Linked DNA regions of Homo sapiens: region 2 is linked to region 1. Evidence: chromatin loops called from intact Hi-C (ENCODE). Cell type or tissue: natural killer cell. All regions are shown on one strand. Links, peaks and the distances in the headings refer to the core of each region. The heading gives the core; the rest is flanking DNA. Region 1 overlaps SSC5D (scavenger receptor cysteine rich family member with 5 domains). Region 2 holds the start of PTPRH (protein tyrosine phosphatase receptor type H).

Region 1 (11,022 bases), core at 983-8,982:
TAGCAGCTACCATTATCCTCATCATCATCCAACCTCTAAAGTTAATCTCATATTTAGTCCTGGATCCTCTTCTCCCTGCATGACCTCATAGGGTGATAAACCTCCGGCGATACCCCAAGCACGGGTCTCCCCGGCTTCCCAGCTGGCAGTGGCGGGAACTACATTAGACACAGCTGTCTATCTGTGCAGTCACATCCACTCCCACAGCTTCAAATTCCATCTCGCTAAGTTATATCCTCAGCCCAGGCGCTCCCTGGACCTCCAGGATGCACAGCTAATATCTCCTGATATCCCCACTCTGGCTGCTGTGCCCCCACCTCACAGAGCTCCCCGACCTGGTAAAAGGTACCCGTTCCCTGCCTCCCTCTCCTCACTGTCCCCAACCCATCACTCAGCTCCATCAGCTCAAACCCCAGAATATGGCTTGAATACATCCACATCTCCCTTGGTCTCCACTGCCACCCTGATCAGAGCCATTGTCACTCTCCCCTGGACCTCCCGGGCTCCCTGCATCCACGCTGGCCCCTACAGTCCATTCCCCATCTCCCCCGCTGCCACCGTTTCCACCCAACACTCCGCTCTAGTCCCATCCACCTTGTTGCTATTTCTTGAACCAGCAGAGCATGCACCCACCTCAGGGCCTCAGGGCCTTCTCACTTAAATGGCACCTTCTTAGTAAGATGTCTCTTTTTTTCTTTTTTTTTTTTTTTTTTTTTTTGAGACGGAGTCTCGCTCTGTCACCCAGGCTGGAGTGCAGTGGCGGGATCTCGGCTCACTGCAACCTCCGCCTCCTGGGTTTAAAGGATTCTCCTGCCTCAGCCTCCCGAGTAGCTGGGATTATAGGCATGCACCACCACACCCGGCTAATTGTTTGCATTTTTAGTAGAGACGGGATTTCACCATGTTGGCCAGGCTGGTCTGGAACTCCTGACCTCAGGTGATCCACCTGCCTCAGCCTGCCAAAGTGCTGGGACTAGAGTGAGGCACCGCGCCCGGCCCGTAAAATGTCTCTTAACCATCCTTTTTTTTTTTTTTTTTTTTTTTGAGACGGGGTCTCACTCATCCAGGCTGCAGTGCAGTGGCTTGACCATGGCTTACTACAGCCTCAACCTCCAGGGCCCAAGTGATTCTTCTGCCTCAACCTCCCGGGTAGCTGGAACTACAGGAGCACGCCCCTGCTTGGTGAATTTTTTATTTTATTTTTATTTATTTATTTTTTTCGAGACAGTCTCTGTCACCCAGGCTGGAGTACAGTGGCACAATCTTGGCTCGCTGTGGCCTCCGCCTCCCAGGTTCAAGCGATTCTCCTGCCTCAGCCTCCCGAGGAGCTGGGATTATAGGCATGCACCGCCACACCAGGCTAATTTTTTTGTATTTTTAGTAGAGACAGGGTTTCGCCATGTTGGCCAGGCTGGTCTTGAACTCCTGGGTTCAAGCGATCCCTCTGCCTCAGCCTCCCTAAGTGCTGGGATTACAGACATGAGCCACCACACCTGGCCATCCTATTTTAAACTGCAACCCTCAGTCTCCCCTGCCCCTTCCCCTGCTTTGCTCCCTAACACTACCTCCCAGTAGTTAGTACATGCTCTGTCACACAGTAGGCATTTGACACATGAACTGACGTTTGTATCTCCAAACTCCATCATCCAGGAAGCCTGAAGAAATGCTGCTCCATAAAAATCCAAACTCCGGCCGGGCGCGGTGGCTCACGCCTGTAATCCCAGCACTTTGGGAGGCCGAGGCAGGCAGATCACGAGGTCAGGAGATCGAGACCATCCTGGCTAACACAGTGAAACCCCGTCTCTACTAAAAATACAAAAAATTAGCCGGGCATAGTGGTGGGCGCCTGTAGTCCCAGCTACTCGGGAAGCTGAGGCAGGAGAATGGTGTGAACCCGGGAGGCAGAGCTGGCAGTGAGACAAGATCACGCCACTGCACTCCAGCCTGGGCGACAGAGCGAGACTCCGTCTCAAAAAAAAAAAAAAAAAAAAAAAAAAAAAAAAAAAAAAATCCAAATTCCACAGGCCTCCAATCTCATCTCCAGTGTCTCTTAGACTTACAATGTCATCTCTCATTTGTTCATTCATTTAACAAATAACATAAAAATTAACTACTGAGTTTCAAGCACTGCCCTAGACACTAGGGATTCCAGATAGATCCATGATAGACAAGATAATATGCCCCTCGCCCAAAGATGTGTGTGCCCCAATCCACAGAAACTGTGAATATGTTACTTTACGTGGCAAAAGGGGACTTGTGGATGTAATTAAGGGTCCAGACCTTGAAATGGAGAAATTATCCTGATTAGCCAAGTGGCCCCAATCTAAGTCCTTAAACTCAGAGAACTGGCTGGGTGCCGTGGCTCACGCCTGTAATCCCACCACTTTGGGTGACCAAGGCGGGTGGATCACCTGAGGTCAGGAGTTCAAGACCAGCCTGGCCAACATGGTGAAACCCCATCTCTACTAAAAATACAAAAATTAGCCGGGAGTGGTGGCACACGCCTGTAATCCCAGCTACTCAGGAGGCTGAGGCATAAGAATTGCTTGAACCTGGGCAGCAGAGGCTGCAGTGAGCCGAGATCATACCACTGCACTCCAGCCTGGGCGACAGAGTGAGACTCTGTCTCATAAATAAATAAATAAAATCAGAGAACCTTTCAAGCCACAGTGAGAGAGAAAAATACGAAGGCAGAGGAAAGGTCAGAGAGATGCAATGTTGCTGGCTTTGATGATGGGGGATGGAGCCACAAGCCAAGGAATGTAGGTGGCCTCTAGAAGCTGGAAAAGGCAGGGAAATGGATTCTCCCCTAGAGCCTTCCAAAGGGAACCACCCTGCTGGCGCCTTGATCTTAGCCCACTAAGCAAGTCTGACTTCTGACCTACAAAACTGCAAAATAATAAGTCTGCGTTGTTTTAAACCACTAAATTTGTGGCGATGTATTATGGCAGCAATTGAAATAGATACAGATCTTTCACAGAGCTTAAAGTCTAGCAGAGATGGATAACACCGATGAAAATTTCTGGCAATGCAAATTTCTCCCACCCTTTGCTTCTCTGAGAATTCATTTCTCCTTGTGGCCTGCTGATGAAATAATATCATCTCCCCTGTGAGGTTTCCTTGATTTCTCTACTACAAATAATCGCTCGTTCCCTGAAATCCTGCAGCTGTTGTTCGTTTTCAGCAAATAACCCTAACAAACAATATTCTGCGGTTTTAAACGATTTCACACACATTTTGTTCATTGAATTGGGGCCTGCAGTCACCCAACTAGTTCTAATCCGGGTTGGAACCACGATTGGAACCTGGTAGGAGAGTCGGACTCCAGACTCGTGCTTCTATTTTAGCATATGGTTCCCAATCCAAGGAGCAAAACGTGTGAAATCACTTAAAACAGGTTATAATCGTGGCTCCTAAGTTAAACTTCTCTGAGCCTCACTTTTTACCCCATCTGAAACACAGGTGTAGCAACAGTTTCTATGGCCTGAAGTTGGGGTCATGCATGCCCAGCACAGACTAGGTGAGCTCTCGTTCCACCTTTCCAACAACCCTGGCGCCCCATTTTTTTTCCAGAGAAAGAAACAGGTGGCCGGGCGCGGTGGCTCACACCTGTAATCTCAGCACTTCGGGAGGCCAAGGCGAGTGGATCACGAGGTCGGCTTTGAGACCAGCCTGGCCAACATGGTGAAACCCCGTCTCTACTAAAAATACAAAAATTAGCCCGGTGTGGTGGCGTGCGCCTGTAATCCCAGCTACACAGGAGGCTGCAGCAGGAGAATCGTTTAAACCTGGGAGGCAGAGGTTGCAGTGAGCTGAGATAGCGCCACTGCACTCCAGCGTGGGTGACAGAGCGAGACTCCGTCTCAATAAATAATAAATAAATAAAACAATATAAATAAGAAACGGGGACTCAAAGAGACCAAGTCACTTTTTCAAGGTTACATTGCTCCTGAAGCTAAGAATGCATGCCTGCCTCGTCTCCCACTCCACCCCGCATACGCCTCCAAGTCTTCCTATTGATAAGGTGGCACACATGGCTGTCTTTTCATTTCACCGGCGCAGTTTGTGATTCTGCATTTATTTCTGCTCATTGGCTGCCTCCCTACCCTACGGGAGGGGTCCCGAGGCCGGACCCGCTGTCTCCGCAGCCGCTGTGCCCGGCACGTGCCCGCCTCCACCACGAGGGGGCGCTATGGGCTAGGGAGGCGCTGCAACCCTGGCAGTCCTTGAACGAGGAGCATCACCTCTCGGAGCTCCCGCTTCCGGCTCTGGAAACGGAATGATAGCTCTAACTCACAGCTGGAGCCCACCCACCCCCAAGTCACGGCGCCTCTAGGGCCTGCTTCCTCCCTCCCTTTCCCCACCTCAAGGCCCGCTTCTTGGGGCCTGGTTGCCCTTCGCCCAGCTATTATTACTGCGGGCGATGCGCCGGCTGGCCAATCAGGAGGCGCAGCGCGCCTGTGACGTCACGAGGTGCGAGGCAGATGAACGCCTGCCCCATCCCGTCCCTCCATTCCCGGGCCCACCGCGCCTGCGCATGCGTGCTGAGCGCCAGAAAAAAAAAAGGCGGGAAAGGACGCTTGCGGCGAGACTCTCCTGCGGGAGCGGGAGGCTTGGGCCTCTCAGGAGGGCACAGGTACGGGGCGCGGGGCGACAGAGGCAGAAACCCAGGCAGCCCCAGACGGCGAGCAGGGCGGGAGAGTGGAAGGGAGGGAGAAGACGGAGAAACAGCGACTGCGACGGGCACAGAGGGAGGACAGAAACGCTGCCCCTTAGGTGGGGAGTGAAACCTCCCGTGAGGGAGCGGCGAGGGCGGCGGGGACGGTGAGAAACGGACAGAGGAGCCCGCGGGAGACAGAAACGGAGGGAAGGGGGCTGACCATGAGAGAAACGAGGGGGAGAGAGAAGAGAGCACGCGGGAGACTGCAGGGAAGGCGCGGGAGATGGAGACTCAGAAAACAACCGTAAGAGACAAAGGAAAAGATACCACAGCGCTGGGCCTGGGGAGAGAACGCAGTGAGAAATGGAGACGATGAGAGTATGAGGTGATATAGCAAAACCGACCGTGAAAAATCGAGTGAGAAGCAGGTGGCGAAGCTGAGAACTGAAAGTGAAAGACAAGAGGACGGAAGATACAGAAACAGTTTGGGCCCAGTGGCTCCCGCCTGCAATTCCAGCACTTTGGGAGGCCGCAGCAAGCCGATGACTTGAGCCCAAGAGTTTGAGACCAGCCTGGGCAACATAGTGAGAACCCATCTCGACAAAAAATCAGGCCGGGAGCAGTGGCTCACCCCTGTAATCCCAGCACTTTGGGAGGCCGAGGCAGGCGGATCACGAGGTCAGGAATTTGAGACCAGCCTGGCCAACATGGTGAAACCCGTCTCTACTAAAAATACAAAAATTAGCCGGGAGTGGTGGCACACGCCTGTAATCCCAGCTATTCAGGAGGCTGAGGCAGGAGAATCACTTGAACCCGGGAGGTGGAGGTTGCAGTGAGCCGAGACCACGCCACTGCACTCCAGCCTGGGCAACACAGCAAGACTCTGTCTCAAAAAAAAAAATTAGCCAGGCATGGTGGTGTGCATCTGTAATCCCAGCTATTCAGGAGGCTGAGGTCGGAGGATCACCTGAGCCTGGGAGTTCAAGGCTGCAGTGAACTGAGATCGCACCACTGCACTTCAGCCTGGGCAACAGAGCAAGATCCTGTCTCAAAAAAGAGAGAGAGAAATTTACCATGAAAAATGGAGTGAGAAACAGAGGTGGTGAAGGTGAGATCTGAAAGAAAAGTGAAAGACTGAGGGGGAAAGACAGATAAATTGACCAGGAAAAACTAGGTGAGAAACAGAGATGAGAGTGTGAGACTGATAATGAAACAAAAAGACAGAAGGACAAGGGAGAAAAAAATAAAGAGAAACTGACCACGAAAACTGGAGTGAGAAATAGATGTAATGAGGGTGAGAAATTGAAAAAGAAAGACAGGGAAAAAGAAATGATGGGAATATGAAACTGACAACGAAAGAAAAAAAATGAGAAAGATGGTGAGAGAGAGCAAAAGAAATTACCATGAAAAAAATACGGCATAAAGACGAGTGTGAGAAATTGAAAATGAAAGGCAAAAAGAGATTGGCACAGAGAAGAAAAGATAGAGAATTTGATCATGGAAAATGAAGTGAGGCCAGGCATGGTGGCTCACACTTATAAACCCAGACATAAGCCCAGCACTTTGAGAGAGTGAGACAGGAGGATCGCCTGAGCTCAGGAGTTTGAGACCAGCCTGGGCAACATAGTGAGCCCGTCTCTACAAAAATTAAAAATGAGCCGGGTGTGGTGGCGCACATCTGTAGTCCCACCTTTTCAGGAAGCTGAGGCAGGAGGATCGCTTGGGCCCGGGCAGTCAAGGCTGCAGTGAGCTGAGATCACACCACTGCACTCCATCCTGGGCAATACAGAGATAGAGATGATGAGGGTGAGAAATGGATAATGAAAAAAAGAGACCAACAGCAAGTGAGAAACAGGAGCAGAGATGGATTCGCAGGGATCCTGAGAGATGGGGATACAAGGAAGACAGGCAAAGAAAAAGGCAGAAGAATGTGGTGACAGTGATGTGGGGGCCAAAGCGGGGCGTGGTCCCAGGTGTGGAAGGAGCTGCAGCAGCAAGACAGAGGCCATAGAGCAGAGGGGGATGGAGCTGTGGCCCTGGAGGCTGATTCTGCTGGCCAGAGGGAGGGGATGGCCAGGGTAAGGAGAGAAGCTGCACTCCAGGAGTCCCCACCTCTGAGCCATACCAGGCCCGGACCAGAGCGTGAGCTTCAAGAATGGGTGAGGTTTCGCTTGCTCTGGGGGAGCTGGGGTGGGGACGATGATGTGATGACAGAATGGCCCTTGGTTGTGGGTTTGACTGAGGGCCCCAGGCTTGCATATTGTGTGGCTTACAGGAGGGCCATGGGCTCAGGATTGCTGAGCTTAGCCTGATCTCTTAGATGGTGTCCTTGGCTCTGAAGAAGTGTCACCATTGAGCCCAAGGAGGTAATGCGTTTAGGGTCTCAGGAGCCAAGGAAAACCTTTCCAGGGTGCCCCGAGGCCTCAGCCAGCTCATTGAGAAGGGTCTTTCTGGAAACCCTGCAGGGAAGCGAATGGAGGTTTATGGAGGCCCTCCATGGCCACCCCAATCAGGCCTCTCACCTGTGTCCGGCAGGCGCCTTATTGCTGGGGAGGAGCTACCCGGGCGCCGGGTGGTCCTCCAGGGGAGAGTGTGTCCAGGTACCCCCGCTGTGGTAGTCCCCTTGGCCAGGTCCTCTCTTGAGGTGGGGTCCCAGGTCCAGGGGGGATAATCGTCATAGTCTGTGTAGCCTTTGGAGAAATTGGGGTAATGGTTGACCCCATCCTCTTTCTCAGAGGTCCTTGCTGCTGCTCTTCCCTCCCCTTTTGGAATCTTCTGGAGCAACTCTGGGATCTCCCCACCCCGACCCCTCATACCCAGTTCTTTAGAGTCGACCATGGTGCCGTCACCTGGCCCCACCCTGACTCCATTCTCCTGGCCACCCCCGACAACCCCACCACCGCCGCCATGCCCTGGTACCAGTGCAGGTGAGCCCCACGTCTTCCTCGTGGTCACAGTTGTGCTTCCCCCAAGCCCCCGAGGGGCAGTCGCTCAGTGAGGCCTCGCTTCCCTTACAGCCCATGTCATCCAGCCAGATGGGCCCAGTCCCAGGGCCGTAATGGGTTTTGCCTACTCGAGGCCGGACCTTTCCACAGCCCAGTTCCCAGCAGGCCACAGTGGCGTCCCGCAGGTCCCAGTTGTCATCACACACTGTTCCCCAGCGTCCGGCATGCCACACTTCCAGCCGGCCAGCACAGCGGTTGGGCCCATCGGCCAGACGAACCCGGAACAGGCCTGCGTGGAAGGCCCTTAGGTCAGGAGGGAGGGTCAGCCTCTCCCATTCTCTCCCCACACCCCTCACGGCCACTCACCTGATTCCCCAGTGGTGCTAACACTGGGAGAGGGGGCCGGGTCTTTGGGTGACTCTGGAGACCCTTCTGGGATCTCAGCAGATGGCTCCAGGGAGGCCTGAGGGATACTCTTGATAGTGGACTCAGAGGTCATTTCTTGGGGGCCTTGAGTGGTCAGCATTGCCATGGTCTTAGTGGTCCGTTCTCGGGGGGCCTGAGGGGTCAGCGTGGCAGTGGTGTGAGAGGTCCATCTCTGGGGGGCCTCCGTGGTCGGCCTTCTGGTAAACTCAGAGGTAGGTCTTCGGGAGGCCTCAGTGGTCAGTGCTGCAGTGGTCTGTGAGGTTAGGTCTGGGGGGCTTTGGGCCCTGGAGTGTTTCGTGGTTGGCATCACTGGGGGTTGAGTGGTTGGTCTCTTTGCATTTTTTGTCACCCACTTCTTAGTACTCTTAGGCATTTTCCCTGGGGCCTTCGTGGTTGTTTTCTCCAGAACACTGGCAGTCACACTTGCAGAGGGCTTGGTGGCCAGCTCTCCCGGGAGCCAGGCATCCCGATCTCTCCCCAGTCCAGGAATCCAGCTCCAGCTGAAGGGGTCTGAGATGGAGTCCAGGCCTGGGGGCCCTGGAAGGTGAGTGGGGCAGGAAGAGAAGACAGAGACACCATGATGACAAGATCATCTACCCAGGCCCCTCCTTCTCTCCAGTCACTCACCCAGTTCCCATTCATTCATCATTCATTCATTTATTGTCACAAATATTTATTGAGCACCTCCTATGAGCCACACACCATATTAGACCCTCGGGTAGCCTATGGCAAGCCAAACCCGACACTGCCCCCGCCTTCTTGGCATTTACAATCTGGACATAACTGACCCCCTCACCCTTTCACACCTGACCTCTCCTCTCCATCTCCTCAGCTTCTGCTCTGAGTCAGGGCCTCATTTCCTATACCTTCTGACAGGTCTCCCTACCTCCCTGTCAATTCTTACTGACCACCAGTGGGGTACCCAGGTCCGACAGGCCACTCCCGAACTCAGAATCCTTCTGTGGTGCCCCCGTGGCCCTCAGGAAGACGGGGACAGAGGGAAGAGCCGTAGCTTCCAGCAGAGGTGATGCCTCCATCCTTTGAGACACCACTCTCCATCTTCCATCTTTCTGATTAGCACACGTGTGCAGTAAAGGATTAACCCTGCCCAAAGAAAGGTTTCGCCTTTTCCCCGGCTCCTGGGAGATGACTTCGAAGCCTTTGGAACACCTTGCCTGATAAGAGATTTTTTTCCCTGGGGCACTTGGGCCATGCCAGATCGCCTATGCTAACAGTGTGATTTATGGTCAGCCACATGTACGTGGCCAAGTCCCCACGAACACTCTGGATGCCAAGGCTTGGGGGAACTTCCCTAGTTGGCAGTTCCTCATGTGTGTTGTCCCACTTCGTTGCTGGGATAATGAAGTGCTGTCTGCATAACTCCACTGGGACAGGACAGTTGGAAGCTCACACCTACTGTCTCCTGAGCCCTGCCTCAGGCGCCTCTTCCCTTGGCTGATTTTAATCTGTATCCTTTCACTGTGATAAACGATAACGCTGAGTGTAACAGATTCTTTGATTCTAAGAGTTCTTCTAGCAAATTATTGAGTCTGACAGTGGTCTTGGTAACCTCAAACTATAACGAGTCACACAGGTTTGCAATGATTTGTTAGAGTATTTCTCTACATGAGCTGTGAGCTATTCAAAGACCAAGACCATGTTCATTCCATTCATGAGCCCAGCATGAGGACCCTGCACCTGGCTCAGCCTCTGCAATTTAATAACAGGCATTGCCTGAGTTTATGTTAACTGGCTCTCACTTTGGCTTCTTTCCATCTCCCAGTGCCCTGCCTGCTTCCTTTCATCGTAGGAAAGCTAAAGCTCCTTTCTTAGTGGGAAATTTCCTTGATTCCTGGAAGGAAGAGGAAGCAGAAGCTTCTCTGAGTGGGAATCCCAGATCTGCCAGTTAGTTGTTGCTGTGTGATCTTGAGCAAGTTACCCAACCTCTCTGTGCCTCAGCTTCTTTATCAGTAAAATGGGCATAACACACACCACCCTAGACTTATTATGTGATTTCAATGTGGTTATATGTGCAAAAACACCCAGCACAGGGCTGGGGCTTAGGAAGCACTCAATCAATGTTAGTGCCCATGTTAGTTACTGTTCCCCTCCAGGAAGCCCTCCTGGAGTCAACAGATAGCTAGGGCCTCCTTACCAGTGCAGGTGACCCCAACATCCTCATTGTGAGCGCAGTTGTGCTTTCCCCAGGGAGCAGCAGGGCAGTCGGACAGTGAAGCCTCGGTCCCCACACAGCCCACATCATCTAGCCAGATGGGGCCCGCACCCCAGCCAAAGCGGCCAGCAGCAGGGTCTGGCTGCTGAGGTCCACCACAGCCCAGCTCCCGGCAGACCACAGCTGAATCCCGCATGTCCCAGCTATCGTCACACACGGTCCCCCAGCGCTGGTCATGCCACACCTCCAGTCGACCTGAGCACTTGCTGGGCCCAGCCACCAGGCGCAGCTGGGGGGACCCTGGGGTAGAAGAGACCCAAAGAATTAGAGTCGGGGAAGCCGCCCAGCCTCCTGACTCTTCATCCACCTTTCCCTCCCCCCATCTTCCTTTCCACTCATCCATCTAGGCCTTCCCTCCATTCATCCATCCTTTCCTCCAGGCAGCAAGTATTTCATGAGGCCTTTTTTGTGCCATTTTCTGCATTAGGCATGAGGGATAATGAGTCAGGCAGAGTTTGGAGGATCCTCAAAAAGCTACACATCAAATTACCATATAATCTAGAAAGTCTGCTACTAGGGATATACCCAGAATAAACTGAAAACAGGTATTCACACAGATACCAGTATGTGAATGTTCATAGCAGCACCATTCACAGTAGCCAAATAGTAGTGGTTGTACAGCATTTTGAATGTATAAATACCACTTAAGTTGTATACTTAAACTGGTTAACTTTATGTTACATGAATGTCACCTCAATTAAAATAAGTCTTTTTCCATGCAGTTGTTCACCACCCTTAATTTTCTCTCATTATTATTG
Region 2 (11,022 bases), core at 1,931-9,930, 290 kb after region 1:
CATTTTATATATATATACATTATATATATATATATATATATATATATATATATATATATATATATATATATATGTAAGCCAGGCATGGTGATGTGCCACTGTAGTCCCAGCTACTCAGGAGGCTGAGGTGGGAGGATCACTTGAGCCCAGGATGTAGAGGCTGCAGTGAGCTGTGTTCGTACCACTGCACTCCAGCCTGGGAGACAGAGTGAGATGCTGTCTCAAAAAAAAAAAAAAAAAAGTCACACTAAGGTGGGCCATAATCCAACCTGACTGGTGTCCTTATCAGAAGAGGAGGTTAGGACACAGACACATGGAGGACAAGGGAGAACACGGCCATTTGCAAGCCAAGGAGAAAGAGGCCTCAGGAGGAACCAACCCTGCCCACATTTTCATCTTGGACCTCCAGCCTCCAGAACGGTGGGAAAACAAATCTCTGCTGTTTGGGTCACCTAGTCTATGCTCTTTGTTGTAGTAGCCCTAGCAAACGAATATACCAGTTTTTATGGAAAACCACACAGCGCCCAGATTCCTGGGTTCCGAACAATGGGGGATGGAATTTTCTCATAGTTTTTGTTTTGTTTTGTTTTGTTTTTGTTTTTTCTTTTTTTGAGACGGAGTCTCGCTCTGTCGCCCAGGCTGGAGTGCAGTGGCACGATCTTGACTCACCGCAGCCTCCACCTCCGGGTTCAAGCTATTCTCCTGCCTCAGCCTCCCGAGTAGCTGGGATTACAGGAGCCTGCCACCACGCCTGGCTAATTTTTGTCTTTTTAGTAGAGACGGGATTTTCAGAACCATATTGGCCGCACTGGTCTCGAATTCCTGACCTAAAGTGATCCACCCGCCTCGGCCTCCCAAAGTGCTGGGATTACAGGCGTGAGCCACCGCGCCCCGCCCGAAGTTATTTACTCAAGACTCAAAAAAGTTATCGATGATCCCATCTGGAGGAAATATGTTTTTTCCATGGGACGCTAAGGACATCCCGCCTTCCCCATCCCCCGCAGTCACTTTTCTGTTTATTACATCAGCCTGTGTTCCCACCACGAGTGCTGCTCTGGGGTGCAGGGCGCTTTGGCCCTGGGTTGGTAAGATTCGCTAAAGACGGTGGCGTGTTCTCTCCCGAGTCTGCTTTGTGGGGTTGGTGGGGCTTTTCCATCGGGAGCCGCACCAGCCACCCTGGCACCGCACTTCCAGAACCGCGTCAGCACCAAGGACAGCGCCAGGGAGCCTTGGCTGCAGGGACGGAGCCCCAGATGTGGCTGAGAAGGGGAAGAGGAAGGACCGTCGTGCCCTGGAGCCTGCGACCGCCACGCCCTTGTTCCAGCCTCAGCCTTCAACCCCCTACACAGACGCCCAGTGAGCACTACGTGCCGCACGCAGGACTGAGGGGTGGAGAGTGGGAGGCCATGGGTGTCAACGTAGGGTCCCTGGAGGTATTGATTCAGAGGGCAGTAGCCCCCGGGCAGGTCCTGGCTGGCCCCACCCAGGACCTCAGTCGCTGACCTCAGGACACGGTCCAGGCTCTTTCTATTCACGTCTGTGCGTGGCATCCTCCACGATACAAGCGAAAATCACCATTCCCCGCCTGCCTGGCGTTGGCAGCCAACCCCCAGGAGGCTCCCGGCCCTGGCTTCTCATTTCTCACCTCAGTGCGAGCATGGATCTAGGAGAACCCCAGCTCTCTTACAAGTTGATGAGTCAGGCCCCTGTCACTTCCTGGATCTTTCAATCCTGGCTGCCCGCAAGGCCAGGAAGAGCGAAAACAAGGGCTGGATTCAGCGGAAACACGGCAACACAGGACACAGCCACAGCGTGAGGAGCGAGCAAGCTGGAAAACCTGGATGGGGGTCTGGACTGGTTCACCTGCAATGAGATCAATGATCTAATCGCGGCAGGCGTGGTGGCTCATGCTTGTAATCCCAGCAGTTTGGGAGGCTGACGCGGGTGGATCACATGAAGTCAGGAGTTCGAGAACAGCGTAGTCAACATGGCAAAACCTCGTCTCTACTAAAAATACAAAAATTAGCCAGGCGTGGTGGCCAAGGCAGGAGAATCGCTTGAACCCAGGAGGCAGAGGTTGCAGTGAGCCGAGACGGTGCCACTGCACTCCAGCCTGGGTGACAGAATGAGATTCCATTTAAAAGAAAAAAAAAAATCTAATCCTGGATGAGAGTCCAGGGAAAGTGAGAGTGGAGAAAGCTTACATGAAAACGCAGACCAGATCCCTGAGTGTGGACCTGGAAAACGTGACACACGTCATCAGATTCAGATGAAGGGATATTGCCTGAAGTTTCATCAGCCTTCGGTGTGGAGTTGGCCTGATGTCCCCCAAGATGAATAGACTTGTCTCTACCCAAAGAAGCTTCTTCCACTCTGATAAAAGAAAGGAAAAATAGGCAAAGCCACAGACAATGTGATGAGTATTATAATAAGAGATTTGTTTAGTTTGGCTCCAAACATAGGAGGGAGTGGCCAACTGTATCTGGGGTCAACCAGAAGTAGAAAGAGAAGTAGGCCCTGGCTGGTGGAGAAATATTTTACCAGGCAGAGGGAACAGTGTGTGCAAAGGCCCTGAGGTTTGAATCCACCTGGAGTGCTAAGAAAAACATGCACGGACATCTGTGTAGCTGGAGTAAAGATAGGAGAAGAGGCTGGTGAGGTGGGCAGAGAGCAAATCTGAAAGAACTCCAATCTCAAGGTAAAGACATCATTCATTCATTCATTCCTTCATTCATTCAACAAATCACTGAGAAATTAATAAACACCTGTAAGTGTCCATTCCAGTGAGGATAAATTGCTATCCAGGAGTGAGGGGGAACAGCGTGATGTCTTATGGGTTGATAAGATGACCGAGGTCCCAGACAGTCTAAAGGGAATCACACTGACCTTCTGTCACTGTTGGAGTAAAGAACACTCTTCATTCAGGCTAACTTCTATAGGCAAAACGCCTTTTCCAGTTCATTAGCTGAATATCAGGTGCCAGGGGCTGTGCTGATTTGCTGAAGGAGACCTTACCCTGAGAAGACCAGCCACTTCCGAGGGTATCACCATTTTTTTTTTTTTTTTTTTGAGACGGAGTCTCGCTCTGTCTCCGAGGCTGGAGTGCAATGGCGCCATCTCTGCTCACTGCAAGCTCTGCCTCCCGGGTTCACGCCATTCTCCTGCCTCAGCCTCCCAAGTACCTGGGACTACAGGTGCCCACCACCACGCCCGGCTAATTTTTTGTATTTTTAGTAGAGACGGGGTTTCACCGTGGTCTTGATCTCCTGACCTCGTGATCCGCCCTCCTTGGCCTCCCAAAGTGCTGGGATCACAGCCGTGAGCCACTGAGCCCGGCCAGTATCACCATTTCTTACTTCTGTCTTCCAAGATCCATAAGCTCCTGCATAGATTAATCATGTGAATCAAAGGATAATGTTTAGGAATCACCCTCCCATATCCCACCCCTGTGTTTTCCAAGGCTTGATGCTGGCGCTGATCTCTGTGATTCCCTGGGTTGACTGTTTGGGAAGGATGATACTATGGTTTGGATCTGTGTCCCCACCAAATCTCATGTTGAAATGGAATCCCCAGTGTTGGAGGCCGGACTTGGTGGGAGGTGTTAGGATCTTGGGGATGGACCCCTCATGAATGGTTTAGTACCATCCCCATGGTGATGAGTGAGCTCACAAGAGATCTGGGTATTTTACAGTACGTGGCAAGGCCGGGCGCGGTGGCTCACACCTGTAATCTCAGCACTTTGGGAGGCCGAGGTGCATTGGATCGCCTGAGGTCAGGAGTTTGAGACCAGCCCGGACAACATGGCAAAACCCTATCTCTACTAAAAATACAAAAACTAGCTGGGAGTTGAACCCAGGAGGTGAAGGTTGCAGTGAGCCAAAATGGTGTCACTGCACTCCAGCCTGGGTGACAGAGGGAAACTCCATCTCAAAAATTTAATAATAATAAAATAAAAAAATAGAAGTGTGTGGCACCTCCCGTCCTCTCTCTCTTGCTCCTGCTTTCGACATGTTATGTGCCTGCTCCCTCTTCACCTTCCGCCATGAGTGGAAAAGCTCCCTGAGGCCTTCCCAGAAGCTGAGCAGATGCCAGCACCACGCTTCCTGTACAACCTGCAGAGCCGCGAGCCAATTAAAACTCTTTTCTTTATAAATTACCCAGTCTCAGGTATTTCTTTATAGCAATGAAAGACTGGCCCAATATAGATGGGGGAATTTCTAGGGGCTTCCATTTCTTCTTCCCACCATCAAAGCTTTCACACTACAGATCAGGGAAGCCAAAGCATTGTGTCTGCCATTTTATGAGAATGTCGATTTCAACTTCACTCTCAAGGCCTGAGGAAGGAGCCACACAGGGTCTTTAGAGTCCCGTTGACCCACTGTGTGATGGTCTTTAGGTGAACCCTCCGTTCGTTACCTGACAGCCCCAAGCACACCAGTCAGACCATGATTCACGGTGACCTGTGTGTGCCTCCAAATTAGGATTGATTCAGAGTCAGAGTCCAGTAGCCTTTTCTCTTTCTCTAATCCCCAGCGACCATGGATATTGGCCTTTAGGAGAAACTGGGAGGAAGGTTTACAGTATGTACTTTGACTAGTATCGGTGAGTCCTCCCTGAGGGAAAAGCATCCGCTACATGGAAGGGGTTCCAAGACTGAGAACTGGCTCAGGACTGGTAACAGGTGTGAGGCTTTAGGGGTGGACGTCGCTGGTGCTTCACCCAGATCTCCTTTGCAGGCACTGAGCACTCATTCTTAAGCAGTGTTGGCTGCTTGCAGATGCCACATTCTCAAGAGACTTGGTCTTGGCTGGGCGCAGTGGCTCACACCTGTAATCCCAGTACTTTGGGATGCCAAGGCAGGCGGATCACACGAGGTCAGGAGTTCGAGACCAGCCTGGCCAACATGGTGAAACCCCGTCTCTACTAAAAGTACAAAAATTGACCAGGCACAGTGGCTCACGCCTGTAATCCCAGCACTTTGGGAGGCCAAGGCAGGCGGATCACGACGTCACGAGATCGAGACCATCCTGGCTAACATGGTGAAACACCATCTCTACCAAAAAATATAAAAAATTAGCTGGGCATGTTGGCGGGCACCTGTAGTCCCAGCTACTTCGGAGGCTGAGGCGGGAGAATGGCGTGAACCCGGGAGGCAGAGCTTACAGTGAGCTGAGATCGAGCCACTGCACTCCAGCCTGGGCAACAGAGCCAGACTCTGTCTCAAACAAACAAACAAACAACAACAACAACAACAAAAAGTAGCTGGGTGTGATGGCAGGCGCCTGTAATCCCAGCTACTCGGGAGGCTGAGGCAGGAGAATCCTTTAACCCGGGAGGTGGAGGTTGCAGTGAGGCAAGATGGTGCCACTGCACTTCAGCCTGGGTGACAGAGTGAGAGCGAGATTTCATCTGAAAACAAAACAAAACAAAAAAAACAAAAAACTTGCTCTTGACCTGAGAGGAACGTGTTTTACTAGGAAAGTCATGAAACTCTCACCCCTGGAGAAGCCCATAGACAAAGATTAGAGGTTAAAAGTTCAGATCCTGTCTCTGTGATGGGATCCCTCTGAAGTGATAGCCTCACTTGGCTCCTTCCTCTGCCCCATACTGCTTTCATCACTCTCTGTCTTCTGAAAGCAAACCCTCAAACAGTTCATGAGCATCTGAATCCCTGCCTCAGGCTCTGCTTCTGGGAAACCTGAGCCCAGGCCCTCTGCTGCCCCACTGTGGTGACTCTGGTTCCTGCTCACCAGACCTAGAGATGGTATCATTACATACACCAAGCAACGCTCTCTTGGTGCTTCTCATCACACAGGTAAGAGGAATTGAAAAGAACTCAGGTGATGAGGGTCGTGCTAATGGGACTCTCATTAGTGGCTCCGTGGAAATTTCTGTTCTTAAGGGGAAAAGAGGAGCACGGCCGAGTCTCTCCTGAGGTTGCTGCTAAGATGTTGGCTGGGGCTGCATTCATCTGAAGGAGGGACTGGAGTTGGAGGGCCCGAGTCCGAGGTCCTACAGGTTTTGTTTTTGGTTTGCCTTCCCCATACACAGGCAGCTGCTCCAGGAGGACTTTGGAAGCTGGGGAATGTGGGTCATTTTGTGGAGTGGTTGATTTTTTTATTGTTTCTTTTTGTTTTTTGAGATGGAGTATCCCTCTGTCACCCAGGCTAGAGTGCAGTGGTGCGATCTCGGCTCACTGCAGTGTCCCCTCCTGGGTTCAAGCGATTCTCCTGCCTCAGCCTCCTGAGTAGCTGTGATTACAGGCATGCACCACCATGCCCGGCTAATTTTTGTATTTTTAGTACAGATGGCCACCATGTTGGCCAGGCTGGTCTTGAACTCCTGACCTCCTGCCTGAGGTCATCCACCTGCCTCGGGCTCCCATAGTGCTGGGATTACAGGCGTGAGCCACCATGCCCGGCCGAGGAGTTGGGTTTTGAAGAGAAAGCAAGTAGGGTGTGGTAGGACGGTGGGTGTGGAGTCAATGTAAGTGATGCATTTTTTTATAGACAGGGAGGGTGAGCATGTTTATAAGTTGGGGATCTAGATGGGAGGGAAGAGAGATAGAGGGAAGAGACAGTGAGGAGGAGGAGGAGGACCAGGAGAGAGAGAGAGACATCAAAAAGTATAGGGGAGACAGCTGGGTGTGGTGGCTCATGCCTATAATCCTAGAACTTTGGGAGGCCAAGGTAGGAGGATCACTTGAGTCTAGGAGTTCGAGACCAGCCTGGGCAACAAAGCAAGACCCTGTCTCAATAAAAAAAAAATTTTTTTTAAGATATAGACGAGAAACAGAGAAAGGTTAAAACAGAAACCCAAGCAAGTGATTGGCATGAATTACATCCGGTGCCCACTGAAAGGAAACTTCTCGCAACCAAACCTTTGTGTATACAGATGGGGAAACTGAGGCTCTCAGAGACAGAGAAACTGACTTCTCAAAGTGGTGGTGTGAGAACTTATTTATTTATTTGTTAATTTTGAGACAGAGTCTCCCTCTGTCACCCCAGCTGGAGTGCAGTGGTGCAATCACAGCTCACTGCAGCCTCCACCTCTTGGGCTCAACTGATCTTCCCTCTTCAGCCTCCTGAGTAGCTGGGACCACAGGTGTGCACCACCATGCCTGGCTAATTTACTTCTACTTTTTATAGAGACGGGATCTCCCTATGTTGCCCAGGCTGGTCTTGAACTCCTGGGCTCAAGGAATCCTCTCGTCTCAGCCTCCCAAAGTGCTGGGATTATAGGCGTGAGTAACCATGCTCAGCTGTTTTGTTTGCTTTTTTTTTTTTTTTTTTTTTCTTTGAGAAAGAGTCTTGCTCTGTCACCCAGGCTGGAGTGCAGTGGCGCTATCTTGACTCACTGCAAGCTCCGCCTCCCAGGTTCACACCATTCTCCTGCCTCAGCCTCCTGAGTAGCTGGGAGTACAGGTGCCTGCCACCACAGCCAGCTAATTTTTGCATTTTAGTAGAGATGGGGTTTCACCATCTTAGCCAGGCTGGTCTCGAACTCCTGATCTCAGGTGATCTGCCCACCTCGGCCTCCCAAATTGCTGGGATTACAGGTGTGAGCCACCGCGCCTGGCCATTGTTTTGCTTTCTGAGACAGGGGCTCACTCTGTCACCCAGGCTGGAGTGCAGTGGCACAATCGCAGCTTACTGCAGCCTTGACTTCCCAGTCTCAGGTGATCCTCCCACCTCAGCCTCCCGGTAGCTGGGACTACAGGCGTGCACTACCATGCCTGGGTAATTTTTTCTCTCTTTTTGTTTTTCTTTGTAAAGATGGGGTTTTGTATATTGCCCGGGCTGGTCTCAAACTCCTGGGCTCAAGTGATCCTCCCACTTCAGCCTCCTGAGTAGCTGGGCACACACCAATATGCCCGGCTGGGGTTTCTATTCTTCATTTCCGCACTATATGTGAGATGAAGGCAGTCCACGTGTGCACATAGTAAGTCAACAAAAACACCTTGAAAAGCCCTGGGTGTCAGGCCCCTTCTGAGCACAGGTGGCCTAGGGATGAACTAAAAATAAACATGACTAATATTTATCAACTGTTTAAAATGGGCCAGGCATTGTTCCAAGACTTTCCACGTAGTAACTCATCTATTTCTCTTAGCATATTTACAAGGGTGCCCATTCTTTAGAGATGAGGAATCTGAGTCACTGTGGATTTAAGTCATTTGCTCAGGGTCACAGATGGATATGCAAATTAGAGAGTCTGGGGTGTGGAAGACAGTGCACAGGGTCCTGACCAGGCTAGAAAGGCCCCAGGCCCGGCATGGGTCATTTCCAAGCTGAATCCTAATGGAGCAGTGGGTAGGAGACTGTTAGGGGGAAAGTAGGCAGGTGCATCTGGTGGGGGAGACAGTCTAGGCAAAGGCCAAGAGGCAGGAGCCCGCTGGGCTCATTTTGTGAGAGCTGCAGGGGCTTGTGGGAGACGGAGAGGGGAAAGGCGTCAGAGGCTGAATGGAAGAGCGTGCTCCAGGGACGAGGGGCATGAGGTCTAAGCCCCAGGCTGCTCTTGATGTGTGATCACCCACCAGGGAGGCGAGGGAGTCAGCTGGCCTTTCTCTCAGCACCCCCTGCTCTCATCCTCTGCCCCACGTCCCGCATCCGTGCAGCAGTGGGGCGCGGCACCCGGTACCTGGGGTGCAGAGGGAGATTTCGGGGGACAAAGTGGAGTGGGCTGGGGGCTGGAGAAAGGATGGGAGGCATCTCCAGTGTCAGAGCTAGAGGCAGCGGTGAGGGAGGAAGGTGAGGGCCAGCGGGGCAGGGTTGGGAGCTGGGTTCCACTTCCTCCTCCTCCCCTTCCCGCCCTGGCCTCTGGCTTCACCAATGATCTGGTAAAGGGGAAATTCTTGAGTGTAAAGTCCAGCAGGTGGAAGGACTAGGCCTGGGACTCCTGGGTCCCCGGCAGTGTCTGGAGGCATGGCTGGGGCTGGCGGGGGCCTCGGGGTCTGGGGGAACCTGGTGCTGCTGGTAAGTGCTCCCCGCCCAGAGCGGGCTCCCAAGGCAGGGACTCCCAGGTCTGAGGGAGAAGGAGCTGGGTGCCTGCACCTCGATCTTGAGGAAGTAGGTGCTGAAGATCCCCTGGAGAAGGAAGAGGGCTTCAGGCTTGGCAGAGACTGTAGGAGAGTCTTACACCTGGGCTCTTAGATACTGTCGTGTCTGCTGCGGGGGACACCAGCTTCACCCGGGCCCTTAGACATTGTCGTGTCTGTTGTGGGGGACACCAGCTTCACCCGGGCCCTTAGACACTGTCGTGTCTGCTGCGGGGGACACTGGCTTCAGGCAACACACAGCTGTGCTCACGGACAGGAAGCAGCCCCTCCTCCCTCAAACCAAGAGTCCAGACCCCAGCCCCTCCTCCCTCAGACCCAGGAGTCCAGGCCCCCAGCCCCTCCTCCCTCAGACCCAGGAGTCCAGACCCCAGCCCCTCCTCCCTCAGACCCGGGAGTCCAGGCCCCCAGCCCTTCCTCCCTCAAACCAAGAGTCCAGGCCCCCAACCCCTCCTCCCTCAGACTCAGGAGTCCAGACCCCCAGCCCCTCTTCCCTCAGACTCAGGGGTCCAGACCCCCAGTCCCTCCTCCTTCAGGCCCAGGAGTCCAGACCCCCAGCCCCTCCTCCCTCAGACCCAGGAGTCCAGACCCCAGCCCCTCCTCCCTCAGACTCAGGAGTCCAGGCCCCCAGCCCCTCCTCCCTCAGACCCAGGAGTCCAGACCCCAGCCCCTCCTCCCTCAGACCCGGGAGTCCAGGCCCCCAGCCCTTCCTCCCTCAAACCAAGAGTCCAGGCCCCCAACCCCTCCTCCCTCAGACTCAGGAGTCCAGACCCCCAGCCCCTCTTCCCTCAGACTCAGGGGTCCAGACCCCCAGTCCCTCCTCCTTCAGGCCCAGGAGTCCAGACCCCCAGCCCCTCCTCCCTCAGACCCAGGAGTCCAGACCCCAGCCCCTCCTCCCTCAGACTCAGGAGTCCAGGCCCCCAACCTCTCCTCCCTCAAACCAGAGGTCGAGACCCCCAGCCCCTCCTCCCTCAGACCCAGGAGTCCAGACCCCCAGCCCCTCCTCCCTCAGACCCAGGAATCCAGACCCCCAGCCCCTCCTCCCTCAGACCCAGGAGTCCAGACCCCAGCCCCTCCTCCCTCAGACTCAGGAGTCCAGGCCCCCAACCTCTCCTCCCTCAAACCAGAGGTCGAGACCCCCAGCCCCTCCTCCCTCAGACCCAGGCCCCCAGGCCCCCAGGCCCTCCTCCCTCAGACCCAGGAGTCCAGACCCCAGCCCCTCCTCCCTCAGACTCAGGAGTCCAGGCCCCCAACCTCTCCTCCCTCAAACCAGAGGTCGAGACCCCCAGCCCCTCCTCCCTCAGACCCAGGAGTCCAGACCCCCAGCCCCTCCTCCCTCAGACCCAGGAATCCAGACCCCCAGCCCCTACTCCCTCAGACCCAGGAGTCCAGACCCCAGCCCCTCCTCCCTCAGACTCAGGAGTCCAGGCCCCCAACCTCTCCTCCCTCAAACCAGAGGTCGAGACCCCCAGCCCCTCCTCCCTCAGACCCAGGAATCCAGACCCCCAGCCCCTCCTCCCTCAGACTCAGGAGTCCAGGCCCCCAACCTCTCCTCCCTCAAACCAGAGGTCGAGACCCCCAGCCCCTCCTCCCTCAGACCCAGGAGTCCAGACCCCAGCCCCTCCTCCCTCAGACTCAGGAGTCCAGGCCCCCAACCTCTCCTCCCTCAAACCAGAGGTCGAGACCCCCAGCCCCTCCTCCCTCAGACCCAGGCCCCCAGGCCCCCAGGCCCTCCACCCTCAGGCCAAGGTTCCTGATCCCCAACCTTGGTTTTTTTCTCCCTTCCCAGTCTGTTCATTGCTCTCTGCCCTCGGTTTTCCAAGGACATATATTTCAGGAAATGAAATCATTAATTTTATCTCTCAGCCTTATCGGGTGGAGCCAACCCCAGCTCCCTAAGCTCTGCTCCTGCCATGCTCCCCCTTCTCTCCTCGACCCAGGAAAGACGGTCGAGGTCGTGACAGCCCAGC

Evidence for each region. Peaks named below come from ENCODE experiments on the same cell type or tissue, not always from the same donor. Only the 100,000 strongest peaks of a DNase experiment are listed, where the experiment ranks them.
Region 2: it touches region 1 in a loop (5-fold over the local background); 2 of 110 quality-filtered maps call a loop at or near these places.

The regions. Positions count from the first base shown.
Region 1 is chr19:55,497,362-55,508,383 of GRCh38, reverse strand. SSC5D (scavenger receptor cysteine rich family member with 5 domains) reads right to left here. Exons shown (of 14, transcript NM_001144950.2): 9 at 10,187-10,504; 10 at 7,972-8,568; 11 at 7,580-7,894; 12 at 7,183-7,350. Among named protein-coding and RNA genes, the nearest start is that of SSC5D, 14 kb to the right of the region's middle. RefSeq lists silencers at 1-262, 4,499-4,548, 4,599-4,688. In natural killer cell, for the core only: CTCF peaks have their summits at 3,977 and 4,180 (motif pointing right); DNase peaks (open chromatin) are centred at 4,203, 4,463 and 5,093; H3K4me3 peaks cover 1,116 bases; H3K27ac peaks cover 1,343 bases.
Region 2 is chr19:55,207,333-55,218,354 of GRCh38, reverse strand. PTPRH (protein tyrosine phosphatase receptor type H) reads left to right here and starts at 8,854. Exons shown (of 20, transcript NM_002842.5): 1 at 8,854-8,972. The coding sequence starts at 8,922. LOC124904771 (a long non-coding RNA gene) reads right to left here and starts at 2,766. Exons shown (of 2, transcript XR_007067346.1): 1 at 1,646-2,766; 2 at 930-1,259. RefSeq lists a silencer at 220-406. In natural killer cell, for the core only: no CTCF peak of the experiment used is centred there; a DNase peak (open chromatin) is centred at 5,714.